2 separate regions of the Homo sapiens genome follow, and region 2 is linked to region 1. A link is an interaction called in ENCODE POLR2A ChIA-PET data of the cell type or tissue named here. Cell type or tissue: GM12878. All regions are shown on one strand. Links, peaks and the distances in the headings refer to the core of each region. The heading gives the core; the rest is flanking DNA. Region 1 overlaps TULP2 (TUB like protein 2). Region 2 overlaps GYS1 (glycogen synthase 1).

Region 1 (15,831 bases), core at 4,282-12,281:
AATTAGCCAGGCAAGGGGGTGCAGGCTTGTAATCCCAGATACTCCGGAGGCCAAGGCAAGAGAGTCACTTGAACCCAGGAGGCCGAGGTTGCAGTGAGCCGAGATCATGCCACTGTACTCCAGCCTGGGTGACAGAGCAATACTCTGTCTCAAAGAAAAAAAAAATTGGTTCTGTTATTTATTGTCATCTTGTTGTTTTTCAATTTCTTTCCTGAATATTTTGGGTCAGCAGTGGGGATGTGGAGCCTGTAGGATACGAGAAGCTAACTATATTTATATAATTCTGCAACCGTCACCACAATCAATTTTAGAACATTTGTATCACCCCAGATAGAGATCCTGCATCATGGCTGGGCGCGGTGGCTCACGCCTGTAATCCCAGCACTTTGGGAGGCAAAGGTGGGTGGATCACCTGAGGTCAGGAGTTCAAGACCAGTCTGGCCAACATGGTGAAACCCAGTCTCTACTAAAAATACAAAAATTAGCTGGGCGTGGTGGCATGCACCTGTAATCCTAGCTGCTGGGGAGGCTGAGGTGGAAGAATTGCTTGAACCCAGGAGACAGAGGTTGCAGTAAACTGAGATCAGGCTACTGCATTCCAGCCAGGGTGAAAGAGCGAGACTTTGTCTCAAGGAAAAAAAAAAGAAAGAAAGAAATAGTGCATCAATTAGCAGTCACCCCTTTTCCATTTACCCCAGCCCTTGGCAACCACCAACCTCCACTGTCTTCTTAGATTTGGCTATTCTGTACATTTCACACAAATGGAATCGTATACATATGTGGTCTTTTGTATGTGGCTTCTTTCTTCAATTCCTTTTTTTTTTTTTTTCTTGAGGCAGAGTCTTGCTCTGTCTCCCAGGCTGGAATGCAATGGCGCGATCTCAGCTCACTGCAACCTCTGCCTTCTGGGTTCAAGCGATTCTCCTGCCTCAGCCTCCCGAGTAGCTGGGGTTACAGGCGCGTGCCACCATGCTCGGCTAATTTTTTGTGTTTTTTAGTAGAGACAGGGTTTCACCATGTTGGCACAGCTGGTCTCAAACTCCTGAACTTGTGATCTGCCTGCCTCGGCCTCCCAAAGTGCTGGGATTACAGGCGTGAGCTAATGCACCTGGCCTCTTTTGCTTTGAGATGGTGTGTCACTATGTTGCCTAGGCTGGTCTTGAACTCCTGGGCTCAAGTGATCCTCTCACCTTGGCTTCCCAAAGTGCTGGGATTACGGGTGTGAGCCACCGTGTGTCTTCATTCACCTCATTCACCTAATGATTTTTTTTTTTTTTGAGACGGAGTCTCACTCTGTCACCTAGGCTGTGTGGGGAAAAGAAAGAGAGATCAGATCGTTACTTTGTCTATGTAGAAAAAGGAAGACATAAGAAACTCCATTTTGATCTGTACTAAGAAAAACTGTTCTGCTGGCTGGGCGCGGTGGCTCACGCCTGTAATCCCAGCACTTTGGGAGGCCGAGGCGGGCGGATCACGAGGTCAGGAGATCGAGACCACAGTGAAACCCCACGTTTACTGAAAATACAAAAAATTAGCCGGTTGCGGTGGTGGGCGCCTGTAGTCCCAGCTATTCGGGAGGCTGAGGCAGTAAAACGGCGTGAACCCGGGAGGCAGAGCTTGCAGTGAGCTGAGATCGCGCCACTGCACTCCAGCCTGGGTGACAGAGCAAGACTCCGTCCCCCCCCCAAAAAAAAAAAGAAAAACTGTTCTGCTTTGAGATGCTGTTAATCTGCAACTCTTGTCCCAACCCTGTGCTCACAGAAACATGTGTTATATTGACTCAAGTTTTAAGGGATTTAGGGCTGGGCAGGATGTGCTTTGGTAAAAATGGTTTTGCAGGCAGTATGCTTTGTGAAAGTCATTGCCATTCTCCATTCTCTATTAACCAGAAACATAACACACTGTGGAAGGCTGCAGGGACCCCTGCCCAAGGAAGCCTGGGCATTGTCCAGGATTTCCCCGACTGAGACAGCCTGAGATATGGCCTCGTGGGAAGGGAAAGACCTGACGGTCCCCCAGCCCGACACCCGTAAAGGGTCTGTGCTGAGGAGGATTAGTGAGAGAGAAAGGCCTCCATGCGGTTAAGATAAGAAGGAGGCATCTGTCTCCTGCACGTCTCTGGAAATGGAATGACTCAGTGTAAAACCGACCATACATTCTATTCTGAGATAGGAGAAAACCACCTTATGGCTGGAGGCGAGACATCATGGCGGCAATACTGCTCTTTACTGCACTGGGATGTTTATGTAAAGTTAAACATAAATCCAGCCTATGTGCACATCCAGGCACAGCACCTTTCCTTAAACTTATTTATGACACAGAGTCTTTTGTTCACATGTTTTCCTGCTGACCCTCTCCCCACCATCACCCTATAGTCACACCAAATTCCCCTCACCAAGATAGTAAAGATAGTGATCAATAAATACTGAGGGAACTCAGAGATCAGCGCTGGTGCGGGTCCTCACTTGCGGAGCACTGGTCCCCTGGGCCCACTTTTCTTCCTCTATACTTTGTCTCTGTGTCTTCTTTCTTCTCTCAGCCGCTCGTCTCCACCTTGCGAGAAATACCCACGGGTGTGGAGGGGCAGGCCCCCTTCAGGCTGGAGCGCAGTGGCACGATCTCGGCTCACTGCAACCTCTGCCTGGCTGGGTTTAAGCGATTCTCCTGCCTCAGCCTCCTGAGTAGCTGGAACTGCAGGTGCACGCTGCCACGCCCTGCTAATTTTTGTATTTTTAGTAGAGACCGGTTTCACTATGTTGGCCAGGCTGATTTTGAACTACTGACCTCGTGATCCGCCCACCTCCGCCTCCCAAAGTGCTGGGATTACAGGCATGAGCCACCGCCCCTGGCCCACCTAACAAATTTTTTTTTTTTTTTTGAGACGGAGTCTCGCCCTGTTGCCCAGGCTGGAGTGCAGTGGCACAATCTCGGCTCACTGCAAGCTCCGCCTCCCGGGTTCACACCATTCTCCTGCCTCAGCCTCCCAAGTAGCTGGGACTACAGGCGCCGGCCACCACACCCGGCTAATTTTTTTTTTTTTTTTGTATTTTTAGTAGAGACGGGGTTTCACCATGTTTGCCAGGATGGTCTCGATCTCCTGACCTCGTGATCCGCCCGCCTCGGCCTCCCAAAGTGCTGGGATTACAGGCGTGAGCCACCGTGCCCGGCCATAAAATTTTAAGGTTCATCCGTGTGGTAGTATTATCAGTACTTCATTCCTTTTTATTCCCTTATAATATTCCATTGTGGTGACGTTTCCTTTTATTTTCATGAGATGGCCAATGATTTCAATGACAGAATTATTATCACCCCAAACTCCATCCCCCCATCTTCAGTCTCTGTGATGCTTTGTCTGAGATAAGGAAAAGGAAAGACCCTAACCCCTCCCTGTCCTTAGATCCAGGGTAATCAGAAACTCTGGCCCTTGTAGACTTCCGTGCACCTGGAGGAGGAGGAGGTTGTTGCAAGTGAGGGCGCTGAGTCATGAGTAGGGACTGAGAACCCAGGAGTTCTGGCCATCTCTGGCTAGCACTGATGATGGTGTCCCACACTCCTGGGATCCAGCTGTCCTGAGCTTAGTCCAGGCTTCTTTCATCCTTTAGGTGAAGGGGTGGGTTGCCCCTCCACACCTGTGGGTTCGTTAGGTGGAACGAGAGACTTGGAAAAGAAAAAGACACAGAGACAAAGTATAGAGAAAGAAATAAGGGGACCCAGGGAACCAGCGTTCAGCATATGGAGGATCCCGCCAGCCTCTGAGTTCCCTTAGTATTTATTGATCATTTGTGGGTGTTTCTCCGAGAGGGGGATGTGTCAGGGTCACAAGACAATAGTGGGGAGAGGGTCAGCAGACAAACACGTGAACAAAGGTCTTTGCATCATAGACAAGGTAAAGAATCAAGTGCTGTGCTTTTAGATATGCATACACATAAACATCTCAATGCTTTACAAAGCAGTATTGCTGCCCGCATGTCCCACCTCCAGCCCGAAGGCGGTTTTTCCCTATCTCAGTAGATGGAACGTACAATCGGGTTTTATACCGAGACATTCCATTGCCCAGGGACGGGCAGGAGACAGATGCCTTCCTCTTGTCTCAACTGCAAGAGGCATGCCTTCCTCTTATACTAATCCTCCTCAGCACAGACCCTTTACGGGTGTCGGGCTGGGGGACGGTCAGGTCTTTCCCTTCCCACGAGGCCATATTTCAGACTATCACATGGGGAGAAATCTTGGACAATACCTGGCTTTCCTAGGCAGAGGTCCCTGCGCCCTTCCGCGGTGTTTGTGTCCCTGGGTACTTGAGATTAGGGAGTGGTGATGACTCTTTAGGAGCATGCTGCCTTCAAGCATCTGTTTAACAAAGCACATCTTGCACCGCCCTTAATCCATTTAACCCTGAGTGGACACAGCACATGTTTCAGAGAGCACGGGGTTGGGGGTAAGGTTATAGATTAACAGCATCCCAAGGCAGAAGAATTTGTCTTAGTACAGAACAAAATGGAGTCTCCTATGTCTACTTCTTTCTACACAGACACAGTAACAATCTGATCTCTCTTGCTTTTCCCCACATTAGGGACCCGTGCAGAGGGTGAGAGTGACTCCCAGGATATGGGAGATGCACACAAGTCACCCAATATGGGACCAAACCCTGGAATGGATGGTGACTGTGTATATGAAAACTTGGCCTTCCAAAAGGTAGGAAAATGCACAATCACTCAGGATATTGGAAGAAGAGGGCTAGCCTCGGACCTCTGGTGAGGGTGGGGCTAAAATTCTGCCACCCAATCAGAAGCTCTTTTTCCTGGTGGTGATTAAGCTGGCAGAGACTTGTGTGTGTGCGTGCGTGCGTGCGTGCGTGCATGTGTGTGTGTGTACCATTCATCAAATCAGAGGATTTGACTTGACATGGACATGGCCATTAAAATACAGCTTATGGTATGGTGGCTCACGCCTGTAATCCCAGCACTTTGGGAGGCTGAGGTGGGCAGATCACTTGAGGTCAGGAGTTCGTGACCAGCCTGGCCAACGTGGTGAAACCCTGTCTCTAGTAAAATACAAAAATTAGCCAGGTGTGGTGGCGCACGCCAGTAATCCCAACTACTCAGGAGGCTGAGGCAGGAGAATCACTTGAACCTGGGAGGCGGAGGTTGCAGTGAGCTGAGATTGCACTCCAGCCCGGGAGACAGAGTGAGACTGTCCAAAAAAAAAAAAAAATAGGTGCAGCCATGGAAAGACAGCGAGCTTCAGAAAGGGCAGAACACTGATCGAAAAGGGCCAGTTGCAGGCCAGGAACGGTGACTCACGCCTGTAATCCCAGCACTTTGGAAGGCCGAGGCAGGCAGATCACCTGAGGTCAGGAGTTCCAGACCAGCTTGGCCAACTTGGTGAAGCCCCGTCTCTACTAAAAATACAAAAATTAGCTGGGCGTGGTGGCGAAAGCCTGTAATCCTAGCTACTTGGGAGGCTGAGGCAGGAGAATTGCTTGAACCTGGGAGGCAGAGGTTGCAGTGAACCGAGATCGAGTCACTGCACTCCAGCCTGGGCGACAGAGCGAAACTCTGTCTTAAAAAATAAAAGAAAAGGGCCAACTGGCACTCACTTTGGTGTTGGTGAAAGTGCAGTAGATGGTTTCTCTTGAGGGTAGATCTGGGCTGTATTATGTTATCTAGATCAAACTAACAGCCATTTTAACGGAATGGGCCTTGCTTTCAGAAAGGAATTTTCCAATCAGCAGGTGGAATGCGTGTGGCTGCAGAGGAAAGCGAATAGACTGGCCAGTCAACAGAGGAGGGCGTGACTGGGTGGACTGAATGAGATTTTTGACCAATAAGCAGAAAATGTGGATGGGCAAGGGCGGGACCCTAGGGCTGGGATGGTCAATCAGTAGTAAGCAAGGCTGGGCCGGTGGTTGTCCCTCGACTTTAAATTTGGTGCCTGGGCTAGGAAGAAGACTTGGAAAAGAAGAGAGAGGCCTCTGAGTCTACAGGGACGAACTCCTCAGCAGCACACAACGAAGAGTTGTCCAAGGCCCTGAAAGGCGAGGGTGGCACGGACAGCGACCATATGAGGCACGAAGCCTCCTTGGCAATCCGCTCCCCCTGCCCTGGGCTGGAGGAGGACATGGAAGCCTACGTGCTGCGGCCAGCGCTCCCGGGCACCATGATGCAGTGCTACCTCACCCGTGACAAGCACGGCGTGGACAAGGGCTTGTTCCCCCTCTACTACCTCTACCTGGAGACCTCTGACAGCCTGCAGGTGCAGTAAGCCAGCCCAACAGCTTTGGGAGTAAGCCCCCACCTCCCAGGCAAAATCCCACTCCTTTCTGAGCTAGGTCAAGACCAGCCTGGGGCTGGGCACAGTGGCTCACGCCTATAATCCCAGCACTTTGGGAGGCTGAAGCGGGTGGATCACCTGAGGTCCGGAGTTCAAGACCAGCCTGACCAATATGGTGAAACCCCGTCTCCACTAAAAATACAAAAATTAGCCGGGAGTGGTGGCAGGCGCCTGTAGTCCCAGCTACTCAGGAGGCTGAGACAGGAGAATCGCTTGAACCTGGGAAGCGGAGGTTGCAGTGAGCCGAGATTGCATCACTGCACTCCAGCCTAGGCGACAGAGGAAGACTCCATCTCAAAAAACAAAAAACCAACCAACAAACACAAAAAAGACCAGCCTGAACAACATGGCAAAACCCCGTCTTTACAAAAAATACAAAATTGGTTGGGCATGGTGGTATGTGCCTGTAGTCCAAGCTACTCGGGAGGCTGAGGTGAGAGGATTGCTTGAGCCTGGGAGTTCAAGGCTGCAGTGAGATGTGATCACGCTACTGCACTCCAGCCTGGGCGACAGAGTTAGACTCTGCATAAAAAAAAAAAAAAAAAAAAAAAAAAAAAAAAGGGCTGGGCGCGGTGGCTCACACTTGTAATCCTAGCACTTTGGGAGGCCGAGGCGTGCAGATCACAAGGTCAGGAGTTCGAGACCAGCCTGGCCAACAAGGCGAAACATCGTCTCTACTAAAAAATACAAAAGTTAGCCAGGCGTGGTTGTGGGCGCCTGTAATCCCAGCTACTCAGGAGGCTGAGGCAGGAGAATGCTTGAAACTCGAAGGCGGAGGTTGCAATGAGCTGAGATCTCACACCACTGCACTCCAGCCTGGGTGAAAGAGCGAAACTCCATCTCAAAAAAAAAAAAAAAAGGCCGGGCACGGTGGTTCACGCTTGTAATCTCAGCATTTTGGAGGCCAAGGCAGGTGGATCATTTGAGCTGACAAGTTCCAGATCAGCTTGGGCAGCAAGGTGGAACCCTGTCTCTACAAAAAAAAAAAAAAAATTAGCCAGGCCTGGTGGTGCCCACCTGTAGTCCCAGCTACTTGGGAGGCTGAGGCTGAGGGAAAATGGCTTGAGTCCAGGAGGTGGAGATCTTGTGTCAAAAAAAAAAAAATAGTCTGGACCCTCCCTCACTGAGCCTTTCTTGCTATAAGCTATCAGGCCTCACTCAATCCTGAGATAAATCCTGCCCCCAGCAACCAGGTCCCTCCCCTGGTTTGTCTTTCCAGATCCAAGCCCCACTTCTCTCAATCTAGTCTTTCTGGCCTTTACCCTGCAAGTATGGTCTCCTCTCCTCGGGGTATCCTCTCTCCCCCTAGAAAGAGGTTTTTTGCCCTACTCAGAGCCAACCAAACCCATTTTTCTTGGTGAAACGCCTACCAAAGTCCTGCTGCAATATTGCAAGTGAGGGTGCTCCCCATTCTCCAAAGCCAGACCCTTCCTGGGCTAAGCTTCAACTCTGGACCCATAGGCAGAAGGAATGAGGAGGAGATATTAAGATAGGAAGCTTCCATTCAGGACCCAGCTGATGGCTTCCCTCAGTGAGAACCACATTTCCCAGTAAGTCTTTTTTTTTTTTTTTTGAGACGTAGTCTTGCTCTGTCGCCCAGTGCAGTGGCGCGATCTCGGCTCACTGCAAGCTCCGCCTCCCAGGTTCACGCTATTCTCCTGTCTCAGCCTTCTGAGTAGCTGGGACTACAGGCGCCCGCCACCACGCCTGGCTAATTTTTTGTATTTTTAGTAGAGACGGGGTTTCACCGTGTTAGCCAGGATGGTCTCAATCTCCTTACCTCGTGATCTGCCCGCCTGGGCCTCCCAAAGTGCTGGGATTACAGGCATGAGCCACTGTGCCCGGCCTCCCAGTAAGTCTTGAGAAGCTTGTTGTGCCATCACTGGCTCCTCTATCATGGGACATGACGTTTCCTTGTCTTTGGACCCCTGGCTCTAACCAGCTTCCAGAAGTCCATTTTTCTTTCATTATTTTTTATTTTTGTTTTGAGATGGAGTCTCAGTCTATTGCCCAGGCTGGAGTGCAGTGGTGCGATCTCAGCTCACTGCAACCTCTGCCCCCTGGGTTCAAGCAATTCTCCTGCCTTAGCCTCCCTACTAGCTGGGACTATAGGCACGCACTACCACGCCTGGCTAATTTTTTTTATTTTTAGTAGAGACGGGGTTTCACCATGTTGGCCAGGCTGGTCTCGAACTCCTGTCCTCAAGTGATCTGCCCGCCGCAGCCTCCCAAAGTGCAGGGATTACAGGCATGAGCCACCACACCCAGCATCCAGAAGTCCATTCTAATGGACTGTTCCTCTCATCCATAGCGCTTCCTCCTGGCTGGGCGAAAGAGAAGAAGGAGCAAAACTTCTAATTACCTCATCTCCCTGGATCCTACACACCTATCTCGGGACGGGGACAATTTCGTGGGCAAAGTCAGGTGGGTAGAGCTCTGACATGTGGTGAGGAGCAGGTAGCAGGGAGCTTAGGGACAGGGGGACTCCATTTCCCAGCAGGCCACAGAGCATACCTTCCACCTGCTCAGGGACCAGAAGAACTGAAGGGTTTGGAACGTAGGCTGGCATTTAAGGCATTTGACTCCTTGACAGGCAAGGGACTGGGATTCCTAACTTTCTGTGGGAAAAGAGGCCTGGAATGTGTGAATTATTGCATCCAAAAAGGTAGAGGGAGTGGCGAGGTGGCTCACGCCTATAATCTCAGCACTTTGGGAGGCAGAGGCGGGAGGATCACTTGAGGTCAGGAGCTTGAGACCAGCCTGGCCAACATGGTGAAACCCCGTCTCTACCAAAAATACAAAAATTAGCCAGGCATAGTGGCGTGAACCTGTAATCCCAGCTACTTGGGAGGCTGATGCAGGAGAATCACTTGATCCCAGGAGGCAGAGGTCTTGGTAAGCTAAGATTGAGCCACTGCACTCCAGCTTGGGCAACAGAAAAAAAAAAAAAAAAAAAAAAAAAAGAGGGTTCCTAAAGGGCCCTTTAAATAAAATAGGGAGGCTACATAAAGTACATGGCTCACCCAAGAAATGAGGGGGCCTGGGACCATGGATGCTGGAAACATGGTTGTTTCATTTATTTAATTATTATTATTATTATTGAGACAGAGTTTCACTTTTGTTGCCCAGGCTGGAGTGCGATGGCGTAATCTCGGCTCACTACAACCTCCGCCTCCCAGGTTCAAGCAATTCTCCTGCCTCAGCCTCCTGAGTAGCTGGGATTACAGGCATGCACCACCACGCCTGGCTAATTTTGTATTTTTAGTAGAGACGGGGTTTCTCCATGTCTGTCAGGCTGGTCTTGAACTCCCAACCACAGATGATCCACCCGCCTTGGCCTCCCAAAGTGCTGGGATTACAGGTGTGAGCCACCGTACCCGGCCTCATTTATTTAATTATTTATTTTTATTTATTTATATATTTATTTAGAGACAGGGTTTCATTCTGTCACCCAGGCTGGAGTGCAGTGGCAAGATCACGGCTCATTGGAGGCTTGACCTCTGGGGCTCAGGTGATCCTCCCACCTCAGCCTCTTGAGAGCTGGGACCATAGACACAAACTGCCACGCCCAACTAATTTTTCTATTTTTTGTAGAGAAGGAGTTTTGCCATTTTGCCCAGGCTCAAGCTATCCTCCTGCCTCTGCCTCCTGAAGTGCTGGGATTACAGGTGTGAGCCCCTGTGCCCAGCCAGGAACATGATTCTTAGACATTCGGACATAGTCTTAGACATAGGGGATTGATGGGAAGAGTCGATGCGATGAGTGACACTTACTCAAAGAGTAACACTTAGTATTTTTATTCTATCCATTCCCTTCCTGGAGCAGATCCAATGTCTTCAGCACCAAGTTCACCATCTTTGACAATGGGGTGAATCCTGACCGGGAGCATTTAACCAGGAATACTGCCCGGATCAGACAGGAGCTGGGGGCTGTGTGTTATGTGAGTGTCCTGGGGATGAGAGAATGGGGTAGGATAGTCAGAAGAAGGAACCAGGCCAACTGGAATGTAATACCCCCAGGAGCCCAACGTCTTAGGATACCTGGGGCCTCGGAAAATGACTGTGATTCTCCCAGGAACCAACAGCCAGAACCAGCGAATCAATGTCCAGCCACTAAATGTGAGTCCCTGACATCAGGAATCTCTGGGTCAATGGAGAAGGGGCTGGGGCCGGTCCTCCTAGATCCCAGAGGAGGAAGAAGAAGAGGAGGAAGAGGAGGCCAGTGGGTTGCAGGTGTCACATGAAGCCTGAAGGACTTTGTTAGCCTTCCATGTCTCAGGGAGTAAAAGACTAGAGACTCAAAACATTTGCATCTGGAGAAAAAAGGTTTGATGGTAGGTTAACAAACTTACCAAAAAGGGGTCTGATCCAGACTCCAAGAGAGGGTTCTTGGATCTCAGGCAAGAAAGAATTTGGGGCCAGTCCGTAGAGTCAAGTGAAAGCAAGTTTATTAGAGAAGAAATAAAAGAATGGCTACTCCATAGGCAAAGCAGCCTTGAGGCCAGCTGGTTGGCTATTTTTATGGTTATTTCTTGATTATATGCTAAACGAGGTGGATTATTCATTAATTTTCTGGGAAAGGGGTGGGCAATTCCCAGAACTGAGGGTTCCTGCTTCTTTTAGACTCTCTCTTTCTTTCTTTTTTTTTTTTTTTGAGACAGAGTCTTGCTCTGTCGCCCAGGCTGGAGTGCAGTGGCGCGATCTCGGCTCACTGCAAGCTCGACCTCCCCGGCTCACGCCATTCTCCTGCCTCAGCCTCCTGAGTAGCTGGGACTACAGGCGCCCGCTACCATGCCCGTCTAATTTTTTATATTTTTAGTAGAGCCGGGGTTTCACTGTGTTAGTCAGGATGGTCTCGATCTCCTGACCTCGTGATTCACCCGCCTCGGCCTCCCAAAGTGCTGGGATTACAGGCGTGAGCCACCGTGCCCGGCAGTAACCTCTCTTACAAGCAAAATTTATTCAAAGACCTGTGCTAACATTCTTAAATATCTGTTAGCCATAATAAAGAAATCAGTGTACTTTACGTTTTTAGCTCCCACAATTTACCCTAAATATTTGCCCTGGCATGCTTGTACCGGTCCAAGCAAGCATTAGGTCATAGCCTGTTCCTCTTCCTTATTTGAAGGTGTTTTTACCTTTCTCAACATTCCACAAGTTACTTCCTCCTTACTTTGTATTCTTCTGCTTTTCCCTCTTTTAAAAAGTTCTAAGTTGCTAGCCAATTGGGACAAATACAGAACGTGAGGTCCCGTTCCAGCCAATGGAAACCCTACACGGCAGTAGGGTGGATGCGCCAGGTTATAAATGACCCTGTCTCCTTTGTTCAGTGTACTCTCATGGCAAAACTCCTGGTGAGTGTACCCTTTCTGCAGAAAGTTAAAAAATGGCCTTGCTGAGGAAATTAAATTTATGCTCAAGTGCTATTTCTTTACTGCACCGGGGAACAAGCATTTCTAACATTGTGATACCAGTCCTGTCAAACTCCTGTCTCATCCTGTGACTAAGAATGCCTAACCTCCTGGGAACGCAGCCCAGCAGGTCTCATCCTCATTTTACCCAGCCCCTGTTCAAGATGGAGTCGCCCCTGTTCAAGATGGAGTCGCCCCTGTTCAAGATGGAGTTTCGAAAGCCTCTGAGAAAACCACAGCCCCTTCTTTACCTTCTAGGAACAGGAGTCGCTACTGAGTCGTTACCAACGTGGGGACAAACAAGGGTTGCTTTTGTTGCACAACAAAACCCCGTCGTGGGACAAGGAGAACGGTGTCTACACGCTCAATTTCCATGGTCGAGTCACTCGGGCTTCGGTGAAGAACTTCCAAATCGTGGATCCCAAACACCGTGAGCTCCTGGAAACCAGTTTAGCCGGGCCAGGTGGGGTGGGGGTTAGGGTGTGAACGGAAGGGAACTACATCTCCCATCATCACTTGAGCGTTTTTCTAGGCAGGGCAGATGCCACCCTATTGCAAAGCCTATTGGGAATTGTAGTTTACACACCCTCAGGGTTTCTGGCTTAGTAAGGGCACCGCTCAGCCTCTTAAAAGTCTCCATTCTCGGCCTGGCGCGGTAGCTCCCGCTTATAATCCTAGCACTTTGGGAGACCGAGGTGGGTGGATCATCTGAGGTCAGGAGTTCAAGAACAGCCTGGCCAACATGGTGAAACCCTGTCTCTACTAAAAATACAAAAATTAGGCCGGGCACTGTGGCTCACACCTGTAATCCCAGCACTTTGGGAGGCCGAGGCGGGCGGATACGAGGTCAGGAGATTGAGACCATCCTGACTAACACGGTGAAACCCCGTCTCTACTAAAAACACAGAAAAAATTAGCTGGGTGTAGTGGTGGTCACCTGTAGTCCCAGCTAATCAGGAGGCTGAGGCAGGAGAATGGTGTGAACCCGGGAGGCGGAGCTTGCAGTGAGCCGAGATCGCGCCACTGCTCTCCAGCCTGGGCAACAGAGCGAGACTCCATCTCAAAAAAAAAAAAAAAAAAAAAAATTAGCCGGACGTGGTGGCACATGCCTGTAATCCTAGCTACTTGGGAGGCTGAGGCAGAAGAACTGCTTGAACCTGGGAGGTGGAGGTTGCAGTGAGCCAAGATCAGGTCACTGCACTCCAGCCTGGGCGACAGAGCAAGACTCTGTCTCAAAAAAAAAAAAAAAAGAAAAAAAAAAAAAAAAAGTCTCAGTTCTCGAAGCTGGGAGATGAGAGAGTCAGGCTAAGGCTTTGTTCCTGATTCACTTCTCAGAAGAACATCTGGTGCTCCAGTTCGGCCGAGTGGGCCCAGACACATTCACCATGGACTTCTGCTTTCCATTTAGCCCGCTCCAGGCCTTCAGCATCTGCTTGTCCAGTTTCAATTAGAAGCTGGCTGTTGAATAACTCAATAAAATACCATACCCTTGCCAGCTTCTGTGCCTCCTCATTTGGAGGAAGGGCCCCGACATGCCTTCTTTTGCACCACCTTAATAACCAACACTGACCGGGCAAGGTGGCTCACGCCTGTAATCCCAACACTTTGGCAGGCTGAAGCTGGTGCATCACCTGAAGTCAGGAGATCGAGACCAGCCTGGCCAACATGTGAAACCCCGTCTCTACTAAAAGTACAAAAATTAGCTGGGCGTGGTGGCAGGCACCTGTAATCCCAGCTATTCAGGAGACTGAGGCAGAAGAAACACTTGAATCTGGGAGGCGGAGGCTGCAGTGAGCTGAGATAGCTCCACTTCACTCCAGCTAGACTCTGTCTCAAAAAAAAAAAAAAAAAAAAAATGCCGGGCGCGGTGGCTCACACCTGGAATCCCAACACTTTAGGAGGTCGAGGCGGAAGGATCACTTGAGGTCAGGAGTTCGAGACCAGCCTCGCCGATATGGCAAACCCCGTCTCTACTAAAAATACAAAAATTAGCTGGGCATGGTGGCGCATGCCTGTAATCCCAGCTACTCCGGTGGCCGAGGCACGAGAATTGCTTGAATCTGGGAAGCGGAGGTTGCAGTGACCCGATCGTGCCACTGCACTCCAGCCTGGGCAACAGAATGCGACTCTATCCCCCCACCAAAAAAAGGAATTTTCACACTACATCTGAAGAATCAGGAGCAACTAGCTGAGCAAGAGGCCTCAGGGTTGGGATCCTCAGGCAGCAGGTAGCACTCATACAAAGGTTTTTAATTAGGTGGAATTAGGCTTGGTTGCCTTGGGGAAATGAAAGGATTATATGGCAGGAGTGGGGGTCTCAAACTCCTGACCTCGAGTTAGAGATCAGCCTGACCAACAAGGTGAAACCCCGTCTCTACTAAAAATACAAAAATTAGCCCTGTGTGGTGGCGGGCCCCTATAATCCCAACTATTCAGGAGACTGAGGCAGGAGAATCACTTGAACTCGGGAGGCGGAGGTTGCAGGGAGCCAAGATCCTGCCATTGCACTCCAGCCTGGGCGACAGAGCAAGACTCTGCCTCAAAATAAACAAACAAAACAAACAAACAAACAAAAACCTGACCTCAAGTGATCCATCTACCTCGGCCACCCAAAGTGCTAGGATTTCTAGTTTAACTAAGCTGCTTTTGTAAAGCTAATGAAAGGCCATTAGGTTAGGAGGATGAGAGGAGCCTGCATTCTGTGAAGGTCTAGAGGTAGATTAATACAAAAATTAGCCCTGCGTGGTAGCGCACGCATATAATCCCAGGTACTAGGGAGGCCGAGGCAGGAGAATTGCTTGAACCCAGGGGGTTGTAGTGAGCCGAGATCACGCCACTGCACTCCAGCCTGGGTGACACAGAGAGACTCGGTCTCAAAAAAAAAAAAAAAAATTAAAAATTAGAGGTAGAGGTGGGCATAGTGGCTCATGCCCATAATCCCAGCATTTTGGGAGACTGAGGTGGGCGGATCATGAGGTCAGGAGTCTCAAACTCCTGACCACCAACATGGTGAAACTCCTTCTCTACTAAAAATACAAAACTTAGCTGGGCGTGATGGCTCACGCCTGTAATCCCAACTGCTCAGGAGGCTGAGGCAGGAGAATCGCTTGAACCCAGGAGGCGGAGGTTGCTGGTGTGCTGAGATCGTGCCATTGCACTCCAGCCTGTGTAACAAGAGTGAAACTCCATAAAAAAAAAAAAAATTAGCTGGAAGTGGTGGCGCACACCTGTAGTCCCAGCTTCTTGGGAGGCTGATCCAGGAGAATTGTTTTAACCTGGGAAGTGGAGGTTGCAGTGAGCCGAGAGCCCACCACTGCACCCCAGCCTGGGCAGCAGAGTGAGACTCCGTATCAGGAAAAAAAAAAAAAAAAAAAAAAGAATAACGGTATATAGAATAATTACCGTATTATAGCATTTATTTCATGAGCATTGTTTTAACTCCTTTGGGGCCTTACAATCCCATAAGATATGTACAATTGTTAGTCAGCTTACAGATAAGGAAACTAGGCCTATGGACACAGGGCTTATAAATGTAAAATCAGGCTGCAACAGCAATCATACAGGGTGGTTGCAGGAGATTAGAAAATTCCAGGCAGCAGTTTCACAAGACCAGACCAGCAACAGGAAACTTGAAATAGCTACAGAAGCTATGGGCTGATAAGATCCTGAAAAACCAGGGCGTGGGCCAAGTAGGCTAAGTCCGACTAGACCCAATATGGCACTGGGTCTGACCTCGGTTTCACGTAGGACCTCATTATATGTTCATCAACACAGTCACACACCCACCAGCATCATGACGGTCCCAGGAACACCCATATTTGGTGTAAAGATGGGTGGCACCACAGTTCTGAGAAATCTCCATCTTTTTCCAGGAATGCTCATGAGTATTTTACCCCTTGGTTAAAAAAATCCAAAAAGGGCCAGCGTGGTGGCTCACGTCTGTAATCCCAGCACTTTGAGAGGCTGAGGCAGGTGGATCACTTGAGGTCAGGACTTTGAGACCAGCCTGGCCAACATGGAGAAACCCTGTCTCTACTAAAAATACAAAAAATTAGCCAGGTGTGGTGGCGCCTGCAGTCCCAGCTGCTTGG
Region 2 (8,000 bases), core at 1-8,000, 100 kb before region 1:
CCCCCAGCAAAAGGGCAGACAACAGCTGGGAGGGGGAGGGACCTCAGAGCGAGGCTCCAGGCAGCAAAAAGCCAGGTCGGCGAGGAGCGGGGCTGCTTCTCCACTGCTGTGGCAGCAGGCCCAGAACCAAAGCCATGGTCTCAGGGAGGAAAACAGCCAACTGGAGAAATGTGGCAGAGGCAGAAGTGAGACAGCAAGTCTTAGAAACACGGCAGTGGCTAGAAAAATGCAGCCCTGGGGCACGGACAGAGGATGGGCTATGTTAGAAATGTGTGGCGTGGCCGAGGGCGGTGGCTCATGCCTGGAATCCCAGCACTTTGGGAGGCCGAGGTGAGAGGATAGCTTGAGCCCAGGAGTTCCTGACCCACCTGGGCAACATGGCGAAACTCTGTCTCTACTAAAAATACAAAAAATTAGCCAGGCATGATGGTGCGTGCTCGTGATCCCAGTTACTCAGGAGGCTGAGGTGGGAGGATGGGATGTGGAGGCTGTAGTGAGCCATAATTTTTTTTTTTTTTTTTTCAGATAGAATCTCACTCTGTCGCTGAGTCTGGAGTGCAGTGGTACAATCTCGACTCACTGCAACCTCCGCCTCCCGCGTTCAAGCAATTCTCCTGCCTCGGCCTCCCAAGTAGCTGGGACCTCAGGCACATGCTGCCACGCCCGGCTAATTTTTTGTATTTTAGTAGAGACAGGGTTTCACCATGTTGCCCAGGCTGGTCTCAAACTCCTGAGCTCAGGCAATCCGCCCGCCTCGGCCCCCCAAAGAGCTAGGATTACAGGCGTGAGCCACCGCGCCCAGCCCAGTGAGCCATGATTGCACCACTGCACTCCAGCCTGGGTGACCGGAGTGAGACCCTGTCAAAAACAAAAACAAACAAAAAAAAATGGAAGAAAGAAAGAAAAAGGAGAGAGGGAGGGAAGGAGGGAGAGAGGGAAGGAAGGAAGGAAGGAAGCAAGGAAGGAAGGAAGGAGGCTGTGGACTACAAAATGGGCCTATGGATAGAGGAAAGAGGTCGCAGGTGACAGATATGTGATGAAAGGAACAGAAACAAGGCATCATGGGGAAGAAAAGTGGCAGCATGAACAGTAAGAGAATCATTACAGGCTGGGTGCAGTAGCTCACGCCTGTAATCCCAGCACTTTGGTAGGCTGAGGCCAGGAGTTTGAGACCAGCCTGGGCAACATGGTGAAACCCTGTCCTTACAAAAAAGTTAAAAATTAGCCGGGATGTGATACCTTGTGCCTGTGGTCCCAGCTACGTGGGAAGCTGCGGTGGAAGGATTGCTTGAGCCTGGGAGATCGAAGCTTCAGTGAACCGTAATTGCACCACTCCCTTCCAGGCTGGAGGACAGAGCAAGACCCCGTCTCTGAAAATAAAAAAGGGCCTGCTTTAGGTGGCTCACACTTCTAATCTCAACACTTTGGGAGGCTAAGCAAGAAAACTGCTTGAACGCAGGAGTTCACGATCAGCCTGGGCAACATAGTGAGACCCCATCTCCACAAAAAATTAAAAAATCAGCCTGGCATGGTGGCCCACGCCTGTAGGAGGTGAGGTGGGAGGATTGACTGAGCCAGGGAGGTTGAGGCTATAGTGAACCATGTTCACACCACTGCACTCCAGCCTGGGCAACAGAGCGAGACCCTGTCTGAAAACAAAAAAGAAGCATCCCGTGGAAGGAATTAGCATCAGAAAGAAAAGACAGTGGGAGATGCAGATGGTTGGTAAGAGAAATGTGGCAGCAAGTACAGAAACAAGGCAGCAGGTAGGGGAAATGATTTGCAGAGTGGCCAGACAGGGCAGTGGGGGCATAGACACAGGACATGTGACATATGTGGTTATAAGCAGAGAAAGGAGGCAGCGAGTGGGAGAAGGGTAGCAGTTACAGGAATTAAACAGGAGGCTGGGTGCGGTGGCTCACGCCTGTAATCCCAGCACTTTGGGACGCCGAGGCGGGCGGATCACAAGGTCGGGAAATGGAGATCATCCTGGCTAACACAGTGAAACCTCGTCTCTACTGAAAATACAAAAAAAAGTAGCCGGGCGTGGTGGCGGGCCGCTGTAGTCCCAGCTACTCGGGAGGCTGAGGCAGGAGAATGGTGTGAACCCAGGAGGCAGAGGTTGCAGTGAGCCGAGATCATGCCACGGCACTCCAGCCTGGGCAACAGAGCCAGACTCCGTCTCAAGAAAAAAAAAAAATTAGCCAGGTGTGGGAGCGGGTGCCTGTAATCCCAGCTACTTGGGAGGCTGAGGCAGGAGAATTGCTTGAACCCGGGAGACAGAGGTTGCAGTGAGCTGAGATCGCACCACTGCACTCCAGCCTGGGCCACAGAGTGAGACTCCATCTCAAAAAAAAGAAAGAAAGAAAGTAAGCAGGGGGCACGGAAAATATTGCAACAGAGATGGAAAAAATGTGTAGCAGGAATAAATCATGCAAATAGAGAAGTAAGGCTAAGGCAGCAGGTGAGAAATTAGCAGCAGATATGGAAACAGAAGATAAGAGAGCTGAGGCTTAAGTCTATAGACATCTGCCTGCAAATGGGAGAACCACGGATGAGTGAAGATATGAGGCTGAAGCCCAGAGCCTCCCTATGGTGCCTCCCCAACCCCATCCCAGGTGTATTTCGGGCGCTGGCTGATCGAGGGAGGCCCTCTGGTGGTGCTCCTGGACGTGGGTGCCTCAGCTTGGGCCCTGGAGCGCTGGAAGGGAGAGCTCTGGGATACCTGCAACATCGGAGTGCCGTGGTACGACCGCGAGGCCAACGACGCTGTCCTCTTTGGCTTTCTGACCACCTGGTTCCTGGGTGAGGTAGGCCCCGTCTGACACATTCCACCCATACCTGAAACTACAATGACCATCAGCCCCTGGGCCAGAGGATGGGCTTCTCCCTGGGCATTCTGGGAGTCATAGGGTCCTTTAATCCAAGGATTAGCTCTGGCCTTTGAGGACATGAACATCCAAGGGCCCAGGCTCTACTCTCGATGCCAACTTCATTTACTCTAGTCTTCCAAGCATAGGGATTCTTGGAATCAGCCTCAAAGTGAGGCTGGCGGGCTTGCCCGAGGAATTCTAGGAGTTGTAGTTCTCTAGTGTGATATTGCTGGACTCAGCTCTCAGATGCTGCCCTGGATGCTCATGAATCCCCAGCCTGACCTGGTTTTGACCCCCTTCTAGGTTTTAAGAGGCTCAAGAAGCTTAGTTTCCAGGCTGGGCACGGTGGCTCATGCCTGTAATCCCAGCACTTTGGGAGGCCGATGGGGGAAGATCACGTGAGGCCAGGAGTTCAAGATGGCCAAACCTCGTCTTTACTAAACATACAAAAAAATTAGCTGGGTGTGGTGGTGGGCACCTGTAATCCCAAATCCCAGCTACTTGGGAGGCTGAGACAGGAGAATTGCTTGAACCTGGGAGGCGGGAATTGCAGTGAGCTGAGATTGCATCACGGCACTCCAGCCTGGGCCACAGAGTGAGACACTGTCTCAAAAAAAAAAAGAAAAAGAAAAAAAAAAAAAGAAGCTTAATTTCTCATGCCCTGGGACAAATAATTGAGGAACTGGCTGCTCCTATGGCATTCTGGGAGTTGTAGTCCCTTTGCCAATGTTGGGTGCAGACAGCGTACCCTTGAGACAAGGGGTCTTTGGAAACTATGTCCAGGACCTGGGAACATGAAAACTTCAGTCTGTCCAATCTAACCCTGCCAGGACTTAGATGGTTGGCCAAAAAATCCTCAGTTCCTGTCAACCCCTGAGGAGGCAGTCACTTGAGCCCAGGAGTTCAAGACCAGCCTGGGCTGCCTCAGGGATTTACAGGTCCCTGTCCGGTTGGGATTGCTGCAGTGGGCCGCTGCCCACTCTGTGCAGTAGTGGTGACAGATTGACCTCTCCCCGAGTCCTTGTCCCTACTGGGGATTGCCGATTCTTTTCCCAACACTCGTGGAGACAGTGGCCCTGTCCCTGTTGCCCACAGTTCCTGGCACAGAGTGAGGAGAAGCCACATGTGGTTGCTCACTTCCATGAGTGGTTGGCAGGCGTTGGACTCTGCCTGTGTCGTGCCCGGCGACTGCCTGTAGCAACCATCTTCACCACCCATGCCACGCTGCTGGGGCGCTACCTGTGTGCCGGTGCCGTGGACTTCTACAACAACCTGGAGAACGTGAGCTGGGACCGTGGCAGATGGGGGACTGCGAGTATGCCAGGAAAACCCAAAGCTCTGGGGGGCCCAAGGGGATGGCACCCCCTCTTCTCCCAGGATCCAGGAGTCCAAGTCCCCAGACCCCTCCTACCTCAGACCCAGGAATCCAGCCCCCAGCACCAATTTCTCTTGGGACCCCAGTGTCTGGACCTCCAGAGTCTTCTCCCCAATCCTTCTAACCGGACTGCTGTCCCCTCCCACCCAGTTCAACGTGGACAAGGAAGCAGGGGAGAGGCAGATCTACCACCGATACTGCATGGAAAGGGCGGCAGCCCACTGCGCTCACGTCTTCACTACTGTGTCCCAGATCACCGCCATCGAGGCACAGCACTTGCTCAAGAGGAAACCAGGTAGGGGCTGGGCTGAAGTCCCCAGACGTGAATGAGGTAGGCAGCTGTCTATGCCAAAGCCAGTTGCTCCTCAGCCCAAGAAGCCCACTGTAAGTTGAAATAGCATAAACCGAAAACGTATTTCGGCTGGGCATGGTGGCTCACACCTGTAATCTCAGCACTTTGAGAGGCCAAGGCAGGAGAACCACTTGAGCCCGGGAATTTGAGACCAGCCTGGGCAACATGGCGAATCCCTGTCTAAAATATTCGCCAGACATGGTGTGTGCCTGTATCCCTAGCTACTCAGGAGGCTGAGGTGGGAGGATTGCTCGAGCCTAGGAGGTCAAGGGTGCAGTGAGCTGTGATCGTGCCATTGCATGATTTGGGTGGCCTGGAGAGACCCTGTCACAGCCTGGGTGACACAGTGAGACCCTGTCTCAAAAAATAAAAAAATGCATTTAATACACCTAACCTACTGAACATCATAGCTTAGGCTAGTATACCTTAAATGTGCCCAGAACACTTTATGTTAGCCTACGACTGGGCAAAATCATCCAATACAAATCTGTTTTATTTTATTTTTATTTATTTATTTATTTTTGAGACGGAGTCTCGCTCTGTCGCCCAGGCTGGAGTGCAGTGGCGCTATCTTGGCTCACTGTAAGCTCCGCCTCCCAGGTTCATGCCATTCTCCTGCCTCAGCCTCCCAAGTAGCTGGGACTATACGCGCCTGCCACCACGCCTGGCTAATTTTAATACAAACCTATTTTATAATAAAGTGTTGAATAGGCTGGGCGCAGTGGCTCACACCTGTAATCCCAACACTTTGGGAGGCCAAGGCGGGCAGATCACGAGGTCAGGAGATCGAGACCAGCCTGGCCAACATGGCGAAACTCCATCTCTACTAAAAATACAAAAATTAGCCGGGCGTGGTGGTGGGTGCCTGTAATCCCAGCTACTCGGGAGGCTGAGGCAGGAGAATCACTTGAACCCAGGAGGCGGAGGTTGCAGTGGGCCGAGATCACACCACTGCACTCCAGCCTGGACAACAGAGCGAGACTCCATCTCAAAAAATTAAAAAAAAAAAGTGTTGAATATCTCATCAAAATCCAAAATTGGACTCATGTGGATGTATGTAACTTTCACACCATCATAAGGTTGAAAAATCATAACTTGGCTGGGCACGGTGGCTTACACCTGTAATCCCAGCACTTTGGAAGGCTGAGGTGGGCAGATCACCTGAGGTCATGTGCTCAAGACCAGCCTGGCCAACATTGTGAGACCCCCTCTCTGCCAAAAATACAAAAATTAGGTGGGCATGGTGGCAGGCGCCTGTAATCCCAGCCACCCAGCTACTCGGGAGGCTGAGGCAGGAGAATCTCTTGAACCCAGGAGGCAGAGGTTGTCGTGAGCCAAGATTGTGCCATTGCACTCCAGCCTGGGCAACAAGAGCGAAACTCTGTCTCGAAAAGAAAAATCATAACTTGGACCATCCTAAGTCCTAAGCTGGGGACCATCAGTTACCATTTTTTTACCTAAAGAATAGAGAACTACAGCTCCCAGAAGGCTGTGGGGGTGGTGACCTGTATTTGAGGCTCTCTGACTATATACTCTGGAGGCTAATGGGAGGTATAATTTCTTTCATATTAATTTCAGATATGATAAAATTCTGTAATTGGCTAATGTAGATTGGTCTTATGAAAGGGAATGGAAGATCAGTGGACTTTGCTTTTGAGAAAGGTTAGGTCAGAACTGGGCATTCTTCCCAGCCCTTAGTATCCGTTCTCAGTGAGTATAAGGTGAGAACTACAACTCCCAGAAGGCCTTTGACTGGTTAGCTCTATATGTTCCAGAACTTTGCCCTAGGCGCTGATGGGGGTTGTAGTTTTTCGTTGATATACTTTAATTTCTATGAGGAGAAGAAATGATTGGGTCCCTGTAAGAAGCTTGGAAGTAGAGGATATATCCTAGGAGAAGCAGGACTTTGGGGATGTTTAATCATTTCCATCTCAGGGTGGGCTAAGAGGAAACAAAAGAAGTACAACTTTCCCAGAATCACCAGTGTGGATCAGATCCCTGTTAGCCATTTGCAGTAGCTGAGGAGACTTATACTTGTGCTTGTGAACCTAAGCAAGTAATATTAGGCAAGAAGGCATCTTGGAGTCAGGGTAGGTGTGTCACCAAGGGAACTGGCCAGGCATGGTGGCTCACACCTGTAATCCCAGCACTTTAGGAGGCCAGGGCAGGAAGACTGCTTGAAGCCAGGAGTTTGAGATCAGCTTGGGTAACATGACAAGACCCCATCACTACAAAAGTAAAATAAATAAATTAGCCGGGTGTGGTAGTGCACGCCTGTAGTGCCAGCTACTCGGGAGGCTGAGGAGGGAGGATTGCTTGAGCCCAGGAGGTCAGGGATGCAATGAGCTGTGATTGTGCCACTGCTCTCCAGCCTGAGCGACAGAGAGAAACCCTGTCTCCAAAAACAAACAAACAAACAAAAAAGGTGGGAGGGGGGACCTCATAGGAACGCTCTTGAAACAAAAAAATTGCAAAAGGCAAAGGGTGTTTTCTTCATTTATTCATTCAACCACAACATTGATCTGAATGAACAAATAAAACATGGGACCCTCACCCCCAATCCCAGATATTGTGACCCCCAATGGGCTGAATGTGAAGAAGTTTTCTGCCATGCATGAGTTCCAGAACCTCCATGCTCAGAGCAAGGCTCGAATCCAGGAGTTTGTGCGGGGCCATTTTTATGGGTACGTGGGGCATATACCTAGGTCTTAAGAGAGGAGGGCGTTGGGAGCCTAACCATCTAGGTCTGGGGGAGGGGGCAGCTGGGGGCCCAGACTCCTGGGTCTGAGGGAGGGGGCACCTGGGTATTCGGCCTCCTTAATTCTTGAGCGCTGGAACAATGGGCTCAGGATTAAAGGAAATCTCCATCTAAAGAGAAGAACTACAACTCCCAGGAGGCCCCGTGATGCCTCTGTATTACCTAAGACATCCTCTGCCCCCCCACCCATAGCTTCTGGGATTTGTAGTTTTGAGGCCAGGGCTAGCGGGTGAGGGCTTTGGGCTTTACCGTGCCTTGTGGGTTCTTTAGGCATCTGGACTTCAACTTGGACAAGACCTTATACTTCTTTATCGCCGGCCGCTATGAGTTCTCCAACAAGGGTGCTGACGTCTTCCTGGAGGCATTGGCTCGGCTCAACTATCTGCTCAGAGTGAGGCCTGGGCTATGAGGGGACAGGGAGGGCAAGCAAAGCAGTTTATAACTAGGGAGAACAGCCAGGCACAGTGGCTCACACCTGTAATCCCAACACTTTTGGAGGCCAAGGCGGGAGGATCACTTGAGCCCAGGAGATGGAGACCAGCCTGGGCAACATGGTGAAACCCCATCTCTACAAAAAATACAAAAATTAGCCAGGCATGGTGGCTCACACGTGTAGTCCCAGCTACTCGGGAGGGTGAACGG

Evidence for each region. ChIA-PET counts read pairs that join two places held together with the same protein. Peaks named below come from ENCODE experiments on the same cell type or tissue, not always from the same donor. Only the 100,000 strongest peaks of a DNase experiment are listed, where the experiment ranks them.
Region 2: POLR2A ChIA-PET joins it to region 1 with 10 read pairs; 28 of 35 experiments call an interaction of 5 or more read pairs at or near these places.

The regions. Positions count from the first base shown.
Region 1 is chr19:48,878,371-48,894,201 of GRCh38, reverse strand. TULP2 (TUB like protein 2) reads left to right here. Exons shown (of 13, transcript NM_003323.3): 7 at 4,571-4,692; 8 at 5,941-6,252; 9 at 8,642-8,754; 10 at 10,156-10,270; 11 at 10,350-10,448; 12 at 11,999-12,170; 13 at 13,076-13,235. The coding sequence ends at 13,191. Among named protein-coding and RNA genes, the nearest start is that of TULP2, 12 kb to the left of the region's middle. RefSeq lists enhancers at 5,750-6,644, 13,952-14,664 and cis regulatory regions at 15,105-15,717, 15,274-15,831. In GM12878, for the core only: no CTCF peak of the experiment used is centred there; no DNase peak of the experiment used is centred there; H3K4me3 peaks cover 812 bases; H3K27ac peaks cover 1,642 bases.
Region 2 is chr19:48,982,004-48,990,003 of GRCh38, reverse strand. GYS1 (glycogen synthase 1) reads left to right here. Exons shown (of 16, transcript NM_002103.5): 3 at 2,619-2,810; 4 at 3,969-4,154; 5 at 4,399-4,543; 6 at 7,167-7,284; 7 at 7,629-7,749. Among named protein-coding and RNA genes, the nearest start is that of GYS1, 7.3 kb to the left of the region's middle. RefSeq lists an enhancer at 1-239 and a silencer at 1,370-1,552. In GM12878, for the core only: no CTCF peak of the experiment used is centred there; no DNase peak of the experiment used is centred there.